Linked DNA regions of Homo sapiens: region 1 is linked to region 2. Evidence: read pairs that join two places in POLR2A ChIA-PET (ENCODE). Cell type or tissue: MCF 10A. All regions are shown on one strand. Region 1 overlaps TRAK1 (trafficking kinesin protein 1). Region 2 overlaps TRAK1 (trafficking kinesin protein 1).

Region 1 (8,000 bases), 56 kb before region 2:
GCACTCCAGCCTGGGTGACAGAGTGAGACTCCATCTCAAAAATGAACAACAAACAAATAAAAATAAATAAAATTTAAAAAAAAAATACAATCCTTGGCCAGGCGTGGTGGCTCACGCCTGTAATCCCATCACTTTAGGAGGCCAAGGCAGGCAGATCATATGAGCCCAGAAGTTCGAGACCAGCCTGGGCAACATGATGAAACCCCATCTCTACAAAAAATTAAAAAAAAAAAAAAAAAAAGCTGGGTGTGATGGTATGCACCTTGTAGTCCCAGCTACTCAGGAGGCTGAGGTGGTAGGATTGCTTGAGCCTAGGAGGTGGACGTTGCAGTGAGCCAAGATCGTGCCACTGCACTCCAGCCTGGGCAACAGAGCGAGACTCTGCCTCAAAAAAAGAAAAAGGAAAAAACCAGCCCTGGAACCAGTCCCCTGCAGATACCAAAATCCATGGATGCTCAAGTCCCTGATATGAAATGGCATAGTATTTGCATTTAACCTGTACACATCTTTCCATATACTCTAAGTCTAGATTACTTGTATTACTTGTAAATGCTATGTTTTTTGTTTTTTTTTTTTTGTTTGGTGTATTTTTTTTTTTTGAGTCAGTCTTCTCCTGTCACCCGGGATGGAGTGAGTGCCTTGGTGCCATCTTGGCTCACTGCATTCTCAACCTCCCAGACTCAAGCCATCCTCCCACCTCAGCCCCCCAGTAGTTGGGACTACAGGCACATGCCACCATGCCTCGCTAACTTTCATATTTTTTTGTAGAGACAGGGTTTTCACCATGTTGCCCAGGCTGGTCTCAAACTCCTTGGCTCAAGCATTCCTCCCACCTCAGCCTCACAAAGTGCTAGGATTATAGGAGTGAGCCACCATGTCCAGCCTAAAATTTTGTATTGTTATTTTATATTGTTTTTTTCCCCCTGAATATTTTTGATCCGTGGTGGATACAGAGGCCTGACTATATATCCTCCCCAGGCCCCACCGTCAGGCATAGTCATTCTAATTGATCCTCAGGTGACTGTGATGTACTCCTCTAAATGTTGGCGTGCCCAGCCTGCTTCTGTCTATATCCTCTCTCCCAAGGCTGTAATACCAGCCACATGTTGGTGACTGCCAAATGTATGCCCACCCTGACCTTCCCTTCCTCCCTCAGCCTCATGTACCCACATACTGAGATTATTAACTCATCCATTGCGGAAAGTGGATTGTTCCCCCTCCACACACATTTGTCTTAATAAATACAACGTGGTTTACCCCATTTCTGTATCCTCCTGGCCATCCACTGGCCCTGTTAATTCTTCCTCCAGATATATCCCAGACCCGTTCTCTGACCTGGCTGCTGCCACCCTTGATGAAGCTACTGCCATCTCATCCCTGGACAGCTGTAACTGCTCTCCCAGCTTCCACTCTTGCTTCTCTGCTGTACTCTTTGGACCCAGCAGCCTGGCTTGTCTTTTTTTGAAATCCAACTGGGTCATGCCGCTCCTTTGTTTCCCATTGCCCTTTGGATAAAATGCGGGGTCTTCGGAGACTCTGTGACCTGGCTCTTGGCTCTATCCAGCCAGCCTCGTTCCACCCTCTCCTTACCCTATAGCAGCCCCACCAGTGCTTCCAGACCCTCGAATACACCAAACTCCCATGACCTTGGATCATGCCGCTCCCTCGCTACCCCTCTTCCTTTTCTTTTTTTGTTTTGTTTTTAAAGTTTTTATTATTTCTCGAGACTGGGTCTTGATATGTTGCCTAGGCTGGCCTCGAACTCCTGGGCTCCAGCAGTCCTCCTGCCTCAGCCTTCTGAGTAGGCTGGGACTACAGGTGCATACTGCTGTGCCCAGCTTCTTTTCTGTTCTTTGGTTCTCAACAGAAGTGTGCTGTCCATGACAAGCCTTCCTTGACCACCCCATCTGTGGCATCCCCCACTTCCGTTGCCTTTTTCCTGCCTTCATAGCTTTCATCAATCTTTATTTGCTTATGTAAAGATAACCAATAATTATAATAATGACTCACATCTACTGAGTGCTTACCACTTGCCAGCGTTGTGCTAAATGCTTTACCTTTACGAGCACTGCAGGACATAGACACTAGATTTGTTGTAGTGCATAATCCTCTTTTTGTTTAAACAATTTTTCAAATATATTACAATTGTTTTATCTAAATTGAATTGGCCTTTTAATCCTTGTTTCAAGATATTAAAGTTAGTTTATGCAGATGTAACACTTTTTTTATAGCAATGTAAATGGACTAAAAATTTTTTTAAAAAGAATACTTTTAATACTATTGATGAAATAATAAACACATTGATATAATTACATTAATAAGCAAAACAGGCGTGAACAGACAGGTTGGGAACACACACATGACCATTTTTCCACTGGGAAAATGCTCAATTCACAAGAGCCCAGATGCCTAGGCACATGAGACAGTGGTCAGCTGGTCGGCAGTATCAGCAGGCTGTGGGCCTTTCCTTCCTTCCTCCCCTTCCCCTTCCCCTTCCTCTTCCCCTTCCCCCTCCCCTTCCCCTTCCCCCCTCCCCTCCTCTCCTCTCCCCTTCCCTCCCCTCCCCTTTCCTCCTTTCTTCCTTACCTTTCCTTTCCTTTTACCTTACCTTACCTTACCTTAATCTTGCTCTGTTGCCCAGGCTGGAGTGCAGTGGTGGCAATCACAGCTCACTGCAGCCTTGACCTCTTGGCCTCAAGTGATCCTTCTGTCTCAGCCTCCCGAGTAGCTGGGACTGCAGGTGCATGCCACCATGCCCAGCTAGTTTTAAAATGTTTTGTAGAGACAAGGTTTCACCATGTTGCCTCGGCTGTCTCACGCTCCTGGCCTCAAGTGATCCACCTGCCTTGGCCTCCCAAAGTGCTGGGATTACAGGTGTTAGCCACCATGCCTGGTCTCTTTTTTTTTTTTTTTTTTTTTTTTTTGAGACAGAGTCTCGCTCTGTTGCCCAGGCTAGATTGCAGTGGTGCGATCTCAGCTCACTGCAAGCTCTGCCTCCTGGGTTCACGCCATTCACCTGCCTCAGTCTCCTGAGTAGCTGGGACTACAGGCGCACGCCCGGCTAATTTTTTTGTATTTTTAGTAGAGACGGGGTTTCACTGTGTTAGCCAGGATGGTCTCGATCTCCTGACCTCGTGATCCACCCACCTCGGCCTCCCACAGTGCTGGGATTACAGGCATGAGCCACTGCACCTGGCCTTTTTTTTTTCTTTAGAGACAGTCTTGCTCTGTCACCCAGGCTGGAGTGCAGTGGCATTAATTATAGCTTACTGCAGCCTCGAACTCCTGGCCTCAAGCAATCCTCCTGCCTTTCCTTCCCAAAGCTATGAAATTGCAGACAGGAGCCACCATGCCTGGCTGGTTTTTGGGGGCCATGGCAAGTGCAGGCTTGTCAGAGGAATTGGAGAAGCAGGGATTAGTTAGGAAAACCTCTCCACTTCTTGTGTTTCATGCCAGGTAGTGTTTGTAACTTCAGAACCCGCCCTTACCTTACCTACCTACCATGTTATGCTCATTTCACCTACTGTCCCCTGCTGTATAGGGAGTGCCTTGAGGGCAGAGATCATGTTAGTTTTGTTCCCTCTTCTGTACAGAGGGTGGAGCCCAGTACCTGGCACAGCTGAAGGAGGAATGTGCTGCTGCTGTCTCTGTATTTCCAGGTACTCCTTGTTGACCTCTAGCCAAGACAAGGAACCTCCTTATGAGATGTCATCTTCTGAGCTCTCTTGATGGAGGGAATACCACGGTGATGATTGAATATGAAAAGTCTTGGCACAGTGGCTCACACCTGTAATCCCAACACTTTGGGTGGCCGAGGTGGGAGGATTGCTTGAAGCCAGGCATTGAGACCATCCTTGGCCACCAAACGAGACCCCATCTCTACAAAAAAAGAAAAACAAAACCAAAAAAACATGAAAAGTCTCATCCAGGGTATTTCCCACTGGGAGTTTTACTTTCGGCCTGTGTTTGTGTGGAATTGGACTGTGTGTGGGAACATCCCAGCTCTCTTCCTCGTCTGACTAGTCATCCCTGGCTTTTTGTCTTTGTTTTTAGCTAAGTCCCTTTTTCTTTTTGGTGTGGTTAGATGTGGTCATCTGTCAGTGCTCTGGCTTGGGGTCTTCTCTTGCCTACATCTTCTTTGCTTTGGCTGTTGCCTCTCTGCAGGTGATGGCTACGTTTCTCTCTACTGCCTGAATATGTTGCCAGAATGTCATAGAAACTGAACGTGTGCTTGCCATCCTCACACTAGCTGTTCTTACCACCTGCCCGACTTCCATAGAAACTCGGGGTGGACATGCGCCAGGCCCTCACCAATGACCCTGTCCATTCTCATAGGTGCCTTCCCCTGTTCTCCTAAATCCATCGATGCTAAGTTTGTACCTCAGTCCTGGTTCTGAAACCTGTTTCTCTATCATCATAAAGAAATCATGGAACCTCTGTGTACTTTGGTTTACTTTTTTGGTGGGTTTAAGGAAGATTCTGTGACTTCATTGGTGATGACATGGCATTGGGAGATAGGGTCCATTTCTGATTTTCAGAGTGAGGAAGCAGGCATGTGTGTTACTGTTTTAGAGAATTGTGGCACCTACCCTGTTCTTCAGCTCTTGGTACCTGGCCTTGTAATGAACACGAATGATCTTTAAAAGAAGTTAGATTTTAAAAATAATATTTTTGTGGCTCACACTTATAATCCCAGTGCTTTGGGAGGCCTAGGCAGGAGGATTGCTTGAGACAAGGCATTTGAGACCAAGCTGGGCAACATAGGGAAACCCCCATCACTATAAAAAAATGTTTAAAAATTACCCAGGCGGTGCATACCTGTAGTCCTAGCTACTCAGGAGGCTAAGGTGGGCGGGTCACTTAAGCCAGGAGTTCGAGGCTGTAGTGAGCTGTGATCATGCCAGTGCATTCCAGCCTGGGCAATTGAGTGAGACACTGTTTCAATACAAAAGAAAAATAAATAAAAAATAAATAAATAAATAAATAAATAACATTTCTTTTCTTTCTTTTTGTTTTTTTTGAGATGAAGTCTGGCTCTGTTGCCCAGGCTGGAGTGCAGTGGCGTGTTCTTGGCTCACTGCAATCTCCACCTCCTGGGTTCAAGTGATTTTCCTGCCTCAGCCTCCCGAGTAGCTGGGATTACAGGCACATGACACCACACCAGGCTAATTTTTGTGTTTTTAGTAAAGACAGGGTTTCACCCTGTTGGCCAGGCTGGTCTCAAACTCCTGACCTCAGGTGATCCACCTCAGGCTCCCAAAGTGCTGGGATTACAGGCGTGAGCTACCGTGCCTGGACAAAATAATATTTCTATCACAAAAGTATGCTGATTTTAGGTGATTTGAAAATAAAAACAAAAAGATGACTAACATAGTAACCACCACTCACTTTTTGTGAGATTTTTTTCTAGATTTTTTTTTTCTGCAACACATTTATTTAAGGACATAATGCATTTTAAATAAATATTGTATGTTGACCATTTCCTTTGGCATTAAATTTCTTGAAAAACACAATTTTCAGCATTGCTTAATATTCTGTCATTTATATTTGACCATTCATCTATTATTAGGAATCCAGGCTATTTCTGTTTCTTCCCCAAATAACACATGGGTGAATACCCTTTTACTTCTGGATATCAGGCCAGATAGTACTTACAAGCAATTTGCCTGAAAACACTGAATTTGGTTATTTAAGAAGCCTGAACACATCCTAAAGATTTTTTTATCCGATACCTGAGGAGGGATGTCTTACCTCTTTCTTAGTTTGTGCAGGTTGTTATTCATTAGTGAATGTTTGGAAAATAACAAACAGGTAATGGTCAGGAAGGTGATGACTAAAGTTTATGTGAATATGGCATATCATTTCAAGAAAGATGGGTTTTTTCCCTTAAACTCAAAGTTATCAAGAGATCAACTTCTCAAACTTTGGACCAAGGGCAGTTTTGTGGGGGAAAGCAGTAACGTATGCTATTTGTGGAGTTTAGCTAGAATTGATAGATGCACCTGATCCCTGTGGAGTAGTTGATATCTCTGTGTGGGTTGGGTAACGCTGCTTTATAGTGAAGCTTTTCTTCTTCCAAGTGCCTCTGAGAGGAGAGAAAGTGGTTGGAGACCCACCAGTCCTGCGTTAGAGGGCCATTTCTCCATCATCCACGGACTAAATATGTGACCTTGAGCAAATCACTTATCACTGCATTGGGACTCGGTTTCTTATCTGGAAATTAATCAGCATTAAATATTTTATGGTTCTCTGAATGTTTCTTTGAGAGATTTTCACTCTCTAGTTAATGGTATCCCATGATGAAGTTTTTTAAAATTGTTTTTTGTTTTATGACCATTTCTTAATTTGAGTTTCTCTGTATTGCAAAATAGGCATTAAGAGAATAGGGACCTTTAATTTTTGTTTTATAGAAATTGTAGTGTGGTTTTCTTTTTCAAATGCAAGTGCTGTTAAATTGCTTTCAGGTGATAATGTAGGAACATCTTATAAGTATTCTCAGAACCCTATAGACATATGCACTTAACTCTCTAAGCATGTTTTAAATTACACAGGACTTTTCTTGTTAAGATATAGATATGTACAAGGCTTAAATTCTAGTAGATTACAAATCGTCGAAAATAATTTTCATCTTCAGAGAGTAAATTAATGGAGCAGAGTCCATGTCTGCTTGAATGGGCCAATATCCTCTTCCCAGGGCGTTGTATTGAATAGGTGCCTAATGAATGCTTCTTAAATAAGCGAAAATGCAAAGACATATTTTTAAATTTAAAAAATAAGCTTTCTCCTTCCTTATCTTTTTCCATAAAAACAAAACAAGATTTAAAACTCATGTATAGAATAACAAGATCGTTTTATTTGTTGCCACTTTCCAAAGATTGCCTTCATTTTAATTAAAATCCTAAGTGAAACAAAAATAGAGACACTGGCCAGATGTGGCGGCTCACACCTATAATCCCAGCACTCCCGGGGGCTGAGGCAGGAGGATTGCCTGAATCCAGGAGTTCGAGACCAGCCTGGGGAACATGGTGAGGCTCCATATCTATTAAAAAAAAAAAAAAAAAGTACAGACACCACAAAATGCAGTACACCTATATAAATTAAATGAATAAATAGCACACAGTGCTGACCTTCTGAAGGGGAGTGTGGTCATAATTTTATTATTTTATGAGGTGGTGACCTAAAAGAAAGCATAGGGGGTGTGTGTGTGTGTGTGTGTGTGTGTGTGTGTGTGTGTGTGTGTGTGTTTGGAGGAGGGGTACCTCTTGGAACATCAAAGAGTCTGTTGTCACCTAGACGTGTGCGTGGTGAGGCAGGGTTGAATGAAGGAAGGAAGGATAAATTATTGGGGTGGAGTAGGGGTTGTGCTGAGTTGGAAAGGGGATCTAATTCCCAGGAACTTTTCATTATCATCTGCTAACAAAGCTAATGGCAAGATGTATACATTATAATGTATTTATAAGTAGTTATCAAGAATTTCTTTTGTGTAAATGCCCAAGTACTCTGGCTGTGTCCTTTCTGTCATCCCTAAGCTCTGGGGCCATTTTGTTTACAGGCAAGGACCTAAGTGAGCCCTGAGAATTGTGCCTTCTCTTCTCTTACTGCTCACGTATGCGGTCTCTTTCTTGGGCCCATTTTTCACCACTGTTAGTTGACACAGACGTCTGCAGGATCAAAGGTAGAAGCAGAGACACCCTGGAGCACAGTCACTTTCTCTACATTAGCCAAATGCAGTCATGATGCCTCCACCCAGGTGTGGGCCTGGGTCTCAGGTGCTGAGTGGAATTGAGGGTGCCCGTCTTGGGGAAGTAATCAAAGGCAGCCTCATACCAGGGTGCACGACAGCACCAGGAGCCTTTCACAGTGTCTAGTGAGCACTGCAGCCAGGTACTCATACTGGTCAGCAGACCTACCCTCATGGTCCCTGGGCTTACTTACTTTGTCACCTGTCACCTGCCAGGTTTCATTTTTTGTCATCAAACCCGATTCCAATGTTGAGTATT
Region 2 (8,000 bases):
CTTTCAATGGTGAATTTTCAGAAAAATATTGTCCCTAAGTGTTAAGTGTTGGAATGTGAGTCGGGGGGGACAGTATCACCTTTTGGGAAGCAAATGATGGGCCTGCTCTGCTTGTGCAGGTGTCTCAGCTCCGGCATGAGCTGTCCATGAAGGATGAGCTGCTTCAGTTCTACACCAGCGCTGCGGAGGAGAGTGAGCCCGAGTCCGTTTGCTCAACCCCGTAAGTCACCAGAGGGCTGTATTTCTGGAGGCCAGAGCACAGGCTGGCCGCTGTTGATGTCCTTGGAGTCACCTAGACAGGGTCACCTTCAGCAGCAATGGAGGTCAGCTGCTCTCAGCCTTCTCTGGACCAAACACCTCCAAGTGCCTCAAACAGATTGATTTTACTATTTTAGCGGGATATGGATGGACAGGTTTTTAGTTTTCCTTTTCCTGGGTCTTATTGCTTATTTGTCAATTTAGATTGATTTGCCCTGGCACATTAATGGATAATGGGTTAGGCTCTGCTGTTGGAGAGTATTCAGGGTTCTGGAGCCAGAGGTGCTGTGGCAGGTCCTTGGGACAGAAGGCGTGGTGTCTTCTCTGAGAGTCAGCAGATCCTCATGTTGGGAGCATGAACTCCAGAGCCCAGTGGGCTGGTTGCAGATCTTGGCTCTGGGACTTACTAGCTGCATGCTGTTGGCTAGGTTACTTAACCTCTGTACTTGTTTTGTCATTTGTAAAATGGAGATAACAGTAGAACTTAGGTCACAGAGTTATAAGCATTAATTGAGTTAAAACATACAGAGTACTTACAAATGCATTGTGAGTATTAAATAAACTCCCAGACATCCTGGAATTGTGTAGGCTTTAAACAGAGTTGGTCCCCTGAATTCTAAGGTGATGTGGCAAGTTGTGGATAAAGGGTTGAGATGTGGGTTCAGAATTGGTGGTGAGCCTGTGCACTGGGGGCGCTGTCTTCCTGGGGTTGGGAGAGCCGTCTGGTGGGTCATTGTCCTTCCTGCAAGCCCTTCTTTGTGTCTCCACATGGTTTGCCAGGTGGTGGGAGGAAATGCGTCTCCCTAGGTTGTGAGCGTACTTTCTCCCCCAGGTTGAAGAGGAATGAGTCGTCCTCCTCAGTCCAGAATTACTTTCATTTGGATTCTCTTCAAAAGAAGCTGAAAGACCTTGAAGAGGAGAATGTTGTACTTCGATCCGAGGTGATGTGCCCTCCCTTCTCTTGCCCCTGCTAGAAGGGTGGTGGCCCCATTCGCCTTATCTGGCAAGGACAACCATGGTTAAGTGCCCTCCTCAAAGCTGGCAGTCTGTGAAGAGCTGTACCAGGCGCTCGGCAGATGTGCCTCCTCTATGCTCTGGGCACTGCCTTCCAGCCCAACACATGCCTCCCTGGCTGGGGCAGGCAAACCTGGTGAATGACATGGTGTGTGGACTGGGAAGAGTTGGAGGGCCCCTCCTTCACAGTCACTCCTGCAGTGAGGTCTCCCATGGTGTTCTCCAGCTCTGACCACAGCACCTGTGGAGAAACCCAGCCTTGTTTTCATGCTGCCACAGATCAGATGCTCAAGGAAGTAGTCCATGGGTGCTCAGAGAGAGCCATATTTCTTTTTCTTTTTTTCTTTTTTTTTGAGATGGAGTCTCGCTATGTCACCCAGGCTGGAGTGCAGTGGTGCGATCTTGGCTCTGCAACCTTCGCCTCCCAGGTTCAAGCTATTCTCCTGTCTTAGCCTCCTGAGTAGCTGGGACTACAGACGCATGCCACCATGCCCAGCTAATTTTTGTATTTTTAGTAGAGACGAGGTTTCACCATACTGGTCAGGCTGGTCTTGAACTCCTGACCTCAGGTGATCCACCTGCCTCGGCCTCCCAAAGTGCTGGGGTTACAGGCGTGAGCCACCGTGCCTGGCAGAGTCATATATTTCTTAAACAATTAACTCAAAAAGGTTGAGCTGAGGCAACTTGGGGACTCATGCTTTTGAGTTTGTTTTATTGGCAAGGCAGTGTGCCAGGCATTTTGCCCACATTTTTTTTTTAGAGTTCACAGCAGGGCTGAAAGCTCGTTACTTTGATTCTCATTGGAACGGTGGGCCCCAGGCTGCTAGGTGTTTTGATAACCCGAGGTCATTTGAGTGAGTAAATGACAAAGCTAGGATTTGCAAGTCTGTGACTCTAAGCCCCTTGTTTTTCACCTTCACCCACTGCCCCTCTCTAGAAACACCGATAGGTGCAAATTTAGTACTGTTTGTCTTAATTAGTGGTGAGTTTCTGTTCTCTAGCCGAGGTATGGTGTGGTACAGTACGGCCCTGTTTATCAGGCCCCTGTGTGTCAGGTTGGAGCTGTGTGCCCACCTAGGCTGGCCCTGGGTTCTTGAGAGCCCCTTAATAGTGCAGACCATCTGTCAACTTGAACTTGCCCACACCTTGGTAAGATCTTCATGTCCCGTCTGAACAAGATGCTCTTCTGCACATCTTGTTCTGTTAGACCTCACCTCTTCCAGCACCTTGTTCACTGATGGGTCATGTAAACCCAGATTGACCAAGAAGTCTGCCTAGGTTTCCTCTGCCAGCCAGTTGCTGGGCAAGGCAACAGCCCTGTGCTCCCTATTCTGAGTTCAGTGCTACCTCTTCCAGCACCTGCCCCAGGTAAATGCTCCAGCCCCGGGCGCCCAGCAACTCACCCAAAGCTAGCTGAGGGAATCTGATCCCAGCTACAGATTCCTGCTACCCCACATCCATTTTCTGAAGTGTAATGATTTTCTGGGGCCAGGACTGAGGGCTCAGAGACACTTCTGTCTAACTGGGGCTCTTGCTTGCTTGCTTGCTTTGCCTCTTTCTCTCCCTCTTTCTCTCCTCCCTCCCTCCCTCTCTCCCTTCCTCCCTCCCTCCCTCCATGGGAGTCTTGCTCTGTCACCCACGCTGGAGTACAGTGGCGTGATCTTGGCTCAAGCAGCCCTCCCATCTCGGCCTCCCAAAGTGCTGGGATTATAGGTGTGAGCCACTGCGCCTGGTCTCGGGGCTTCTTCTTTGGGCCTTCAGATCTCTATCATCCCACCCTTTTCAGCCAGGGCAAGTTGTCCAGAGTCCTGGGGTGGCTCTTGTGCCTCTGCATTTTAATGCTTTTGTGTTGGACCTTGTTCTTACTAAGCTTGAACACAGCAGGTTTAACTCCAACTTGGGACCTCATATGTTCAGTGCCTGGCACATAGTAAGTGTTAGCCATTCCTGTGTGGTTATCCTTAGGATGCCTGCTGTGGGTAGTGTCCTAGGCACTGTGCGGGTCACAGAGCATCCATATTTATGAGCCAGGACAGCCACAAATAACAGATACAATGATAGGATGGTGGTGTTCGTGGTGTTTTTAACAGAGCAAGCTGTAGAGCACCTGTGCCCGTAGCTGTGTGTGGCGCCCTCTAGTGGTATGCGTTTTTCAGGTTTTCAGCTTTGAGTGCACATCCATTATTAAGCTGGGAATTCAGATGGACTTTCTGTATTTGAGGGTACGATGGGTGACAGGTGGGGGAATGCTAAGGGCAGCTTCCCAGACCCCAGTTAGCCTTTGCTTTATGCCTCAGCCCTTGCCTGCACCACCAGGCCAGGTGAGAATGTGGGGCCTCTGACCTGGGTCTTGTCTACAGGCCAGCCAGCTGAAGACAGAGACCATCACCTATGAGGAGAAGGAGCAGCAGCTGGTCAATGACTGCGTGAAGGAGCTGAGTATGTCCCCGCACTGCTGTCTTCTTACTTCCTTGCATCTGCTGTCATGATTAGACAGATTTGCGTCAGCCTTGCTAAAGTGCAGTCTCCTGCCAGCCTACGGCTCAGCAGCATTTTTCTTAAAACTAGAGGCCTCCCCAACCTTGTGTGGCACCCCCTCTCTATTATTTAGTGCTAAGTTGCCAGCTATGTATTATCTCAGTTTATCACTGAGGTGGATATTTAAATTTAATTTTGGCTTTATACTGGAATATTGGAATTTTTTTTTTTTTTTTTTTTTTTGAGACAGAGTCTCACTCTGTCACCCAGGCTAGAGTACAGTAGTTGCGATCTCGGCTCACTGCAACCTCTGCCTCCCGGGTTCAAGTGATTCTGCCAGCTTAGCCTCTCAAGTAGCTAGGATTACAGGCACCCACCATCATGCCTGGCTATTTTTTTGTATTTTTGTAGAGGCAAGGTTTCACCATGTTGGCCAGGCTGGTCTTGAACTCCTGACCTCAGGTGATCCACCTGCCTTGGCCTCCCAAAGTGCTGGGATTACAGGCGTGAGCCACCACCCCTGGCCAGAATATTGGAATTTTTTAATGCCTAAGTTAGGCCCAGCTACAGAAAACTGTGTTGAAAATGTGGCAGAACAGCTTACTACCAGTAATTTGATTTGTGGAAGCTGAAGCCAGGGTTCTCACCTTTGCAAATAAATATTTCTCTCCTCCTCTTCATTTTAAGTTTACAAGTTAAGACCAAAGGTCAAAATACTAAGTATATTGCATTTCGTCAAAGTACTAAGTATTTTGCATTTCGTCAAAGTACTAAGTATTTTGCATTTCGTCAAAGTACTAAGTATTTTGCATTTCGTCAAAGTACTATTTTGCATTTCGTCAAAGTACTAAGTATTTTGCATTTCAGCAAAATAATGATGAAACACACCTCATGTTCAAATCTAGTCAAGTGAGTTATGACTCTGAATATGGGTTGAAAACTCCAAGGAAATTGCACTGTGCAGTCAGTAGTTCCTTTTTAGAACTGGGTGCAGCAGGGGATTCCTGTTTAGTCACATGGGTTCTCTTGTGTGGAATGTGAGGATGTGGCTAGATGCACTCATGTTTTGTTTGTCACTTTCTATCTGACCACTGGAGCCTTCCTGATTTGTTCTGGGGAGACAGCCTTGGTTGGTGGGCTTGGGACCCTACACTGAGCTCAGGAGTGCTATCTAATGGGGTGAGATTCTTTTTCATAACTGATTGAGCCCTGAAGAAGCTGCTTTGCTTCTCCATGTGGGAAAATGGTCATTATGAGTTCCTTCCTGCACCCTCCCCACTCTACCCTGTCTTTTAGTAAGGATGGTTTTTCTTGTGCAAACCACAAAGAAACCATTCTCTCTGGGTCTGCATGTGTGGTTTTCTGACTTCCTCTCCTGATTGTTGCTTCTTTGTCAAAGGGGATGCCAATGTCCAGATTGCTAGTATCTCAGAGGAACTGGCCAAGAAGACGGAAGATGCTGCCCGCCAGCAAGAGGAGATCACACACCTGCTATCGCAAATAGTTGATTTGCAGAAAAAGGCAAAAGCTGTAAGGCTTCTCTGTTTATCTGGCTGATACAACAATGGCCATGCTGAGACGGGGAAGGGACATTTACTCCAGAAGACAGTGCTCTTTAGTTTCATATCTTAGCAGTTCGTGTTGCCGCTTTGCAGAAAAAGCTTAGTGGACTCAGTAGTATAAAACTGATTACCTGAATTGGTGACGAGTCTTATTTGTGACCTCTTATCTCCTAAAATTATATTGAATTCATTAAAAAGATGTTGTAAATATGGACTTTTGCAGTTTAACTTATGGATCATCTAGTCTAGTATTTGTTTTTACACAGTGCACTAGATATGTGCTGCAGTAGAGCAGTATCCTCTTCAGATTTAAGAAGAGGCAGCAAAATGGACTTTGCTATTAGTGTGGGGTAAAATGCTTCCAGAGAGCTTTGGAAGATGGGGGTGGGGCGGTGGGCTATAGAGAATGAATGTGGATATAGGAAAGACTTTACCTTCAAAATAATATAAAAAGCAGAATTTGAGTATAAGATGAGCATGTCCTTGTAGAAAGTGATGAGTTCATTACAGATTAGGTTAATAAGAGGGAAAAAGTTGGACTTTTACCAAGTATCTTAGGAAGTGATCTATCTTTGCCATGCTTTAGTGCGCAGTGGAAAATGAAGAACTTGTCCAGCATCTGGGGGCTGCTAAGGATGCCCAGCGGCAGCTCACAGCCGAGGTGAGCACCTCTCCCTCATTCCTTCAGTGCCTCTGATTGCAGCCAAGGTGGATTAGCCTTCCCGGACAGCTTTAGTCACGTCCATCGCAACTACTGTTTTTATTTTGAATTTCATTTCATTTTTATTCGTGGGAGAGTAAACCCAGTTGCACCTTGGTTCTGTGCCCACTGACACTGTTACTGGTTATGGGCACCTGTGTGGCAGGGCTCTACACCAGCTGAGCCTGGCACGTGCAGGTGTCCAAAAAATGTTCAAAGAAATGAAACAATACAACACAGAGCACTCTGGGAGAGGAATCTCACAGGTGTGGCTTGAAACATGGGTGTGACGATTTTCTTTTTCTTTCTCTCTTTTTCTCTTTTTGAGATGGGGTCTCATTCTGTCACCCAGGCTGGAGTACAGTGGCATGAGCATGGCTCACCGCAGCCTCGACCTCTCCAGGCTCAGGTGATCCTCCTGAGTATCTGGGACTACAGGTGTGGGCTACCACACCCACCTAATTTTTGCTTTTTTTTTTTTGAAAGATGAGGTTTTCCCATGTCGCCCAGGCTGGTCTCAGCTTCTGTGCCCAAGCAAACTGCCTGCCTTGCCCTCCCAAAGTGCTGAGATTACAGCTGTAAGCCATCATTCCTAGCCTGATTTTTCTTTTGCATGAAGTTGGTTTTGTTTCATTTGCCCATTGTTGGTATTTTAGAAGATTTCTGAGTCTGTAAGCTTGCCTCAAGTCAAAGAAAAAGCAAGCCTTTGAAAATTCTGTTATTTGGCCACAGGCGCACAGGGCAGCTGGTTCCACACGTGCTGGGGACTCTTAGATTGCTGTGTCTTTCTGGCCTTCGGATGGGCAGATGTGTGTACACCTGGGTGCTCAGGAGATCCTGACCCTCTGTGTCTTTCCTGCCTGCAGCTGCGTGAGCTGGAGGACAAGTACGCAGAGTGCATGGAGATGCTGCATGAGGCGCAGGAGGAGCTGAAGAACCTCCGGAACAAAACCATGCCCAATACCACGTCTCGGCGCTACCACTCACTGGGCCTGTTTCCCATGGTGAGCTGTGCTTTCTTCCCAGCCAGAGGACAGGAGGGGTTCTGGTGACAGGAGCACAGTGTCTGACATTCTGGCCACTGGAGTTGGGTGTTCACAGTTCGCTTCTCGTTGTACAGTTCAGATCTGAGTCTGAATCAAGGACACTTGAATCTGACTGGTGGTTTCTTAACTACATAAGACAAATTGGTTATTTTCTGTTCCTCTAAATCTGTGGTCTTTTCTACTCCTGCCATTAAAAGATAAATTTAGTAGGAACTTGCTTTAGTGGGAACCTGAGGTATTTGGAAGATCTGACTCATACAGGTTGAGCATCTCTAATCCAGAATGCTTCACAATCCAAAACTTCCTGAGCACTGACATGATGCATTGTAGACATTTAATAGACATTACGTTTAGACGGATAGTTGGACAGATAGACAGATGGCCTAAAGAGCAAACTCAAGAACTCCTGTGTATTCCAGCTCTATTTCCATGGTTTGATGAAATGCTAAATGCTCTCTGAGGAGAGAAGAGCTTTTGAGAGAAACTCCCCCAAGTGAGATAGGAGCGGATGGCTGCGTAAATGCTCGTGAGATTCTGTCCCTTCTGAAATTGGCCTTTTCCTTGGAGCTCTTTCCCTTCAGCCCCCATTGCTGACCCCCAGCAGATACTATCCCCATCCCCCACTCCTTGTTGTCTGGCCCACCTTCCCTAAATCGTGATTTCTTTTCTTCTTTGCTCCCATGCATCAAAGTCAGGAAGTCAGGCTAGAATAGCCACCACCCCCTCTCCGCCTCAAGAAGCTTCACTGAAATCTGAGGGAAACAAAAAGAAAGACATATAACATAGTCAGCTTTCTAGGGCACAGATGGGTGATCCAGTGATTCCAGGAATCTCAGTAAAAGCAGCAAAGAATATTCAGTCCCCCAAGTTCCCTGATCTAGCGCTAACCACACTTGGCTCACACGCTGGCCTGTGTAGCTTTGCAGGCTCCTTACCTGGGTT

Evidence for each region. Peaks named below come from ENCODE experiments on the same cell type or tissue, not always from the same donor. Only the 100,000 strongest peaks of a DNase experiment are listed, where the experiment ranks them.
Region 1: POLR2A ChIA-PET joins it to region 2 with 12 read pairs; 6 of 35 experiments call an interaction of 5 or more read pairs at or near these places.

Annotation. Positions count from the first base shown.
Region 1 is chr3:42,131,681-42,139,680 of GRCh38, forward strand. All of the region lies in intron 2 of TRAK1 (trafficking kinesin protein 1), which reads left to right. Among named protein-coding and RNA genes, the nearest start is that of TRAK1, 44 kb to the left of the region's middle. RefSeq lists a silencer at 3,093-3,254. In MCF 10A, no CTCF peak of the experiment used is centred here; a DNase peak (open chromatin) is centred at 3,551.
Region 2 is chr3:42,187,926-42,195,925 of GRCh38, forward strand. It overlaps TRAK1 (trafficking kinesin protein 1), which reads left to right. Exons shown (of 16, transcript NM_001042646.3): 5 at 120-220; 6 at 1,091-1,199; 7 at 3,633-3,711; 8 at 5,150-5,280; 9 at 5,899-5,973; 10 at 6,879-7,016. Among named protein-coding and RNA genes, the nearest start is that of CCK, 74 kb to the right of the region's middle. RefSeq lists a silencer at 1,892-2,186 and enhancers at 2,698-3,198, 6,938-7,097. In MCF 10A, a CTCF peak has its summit at 3,399 (motif pointing left); a DNase peak (open chromatin) is centred at 3,406.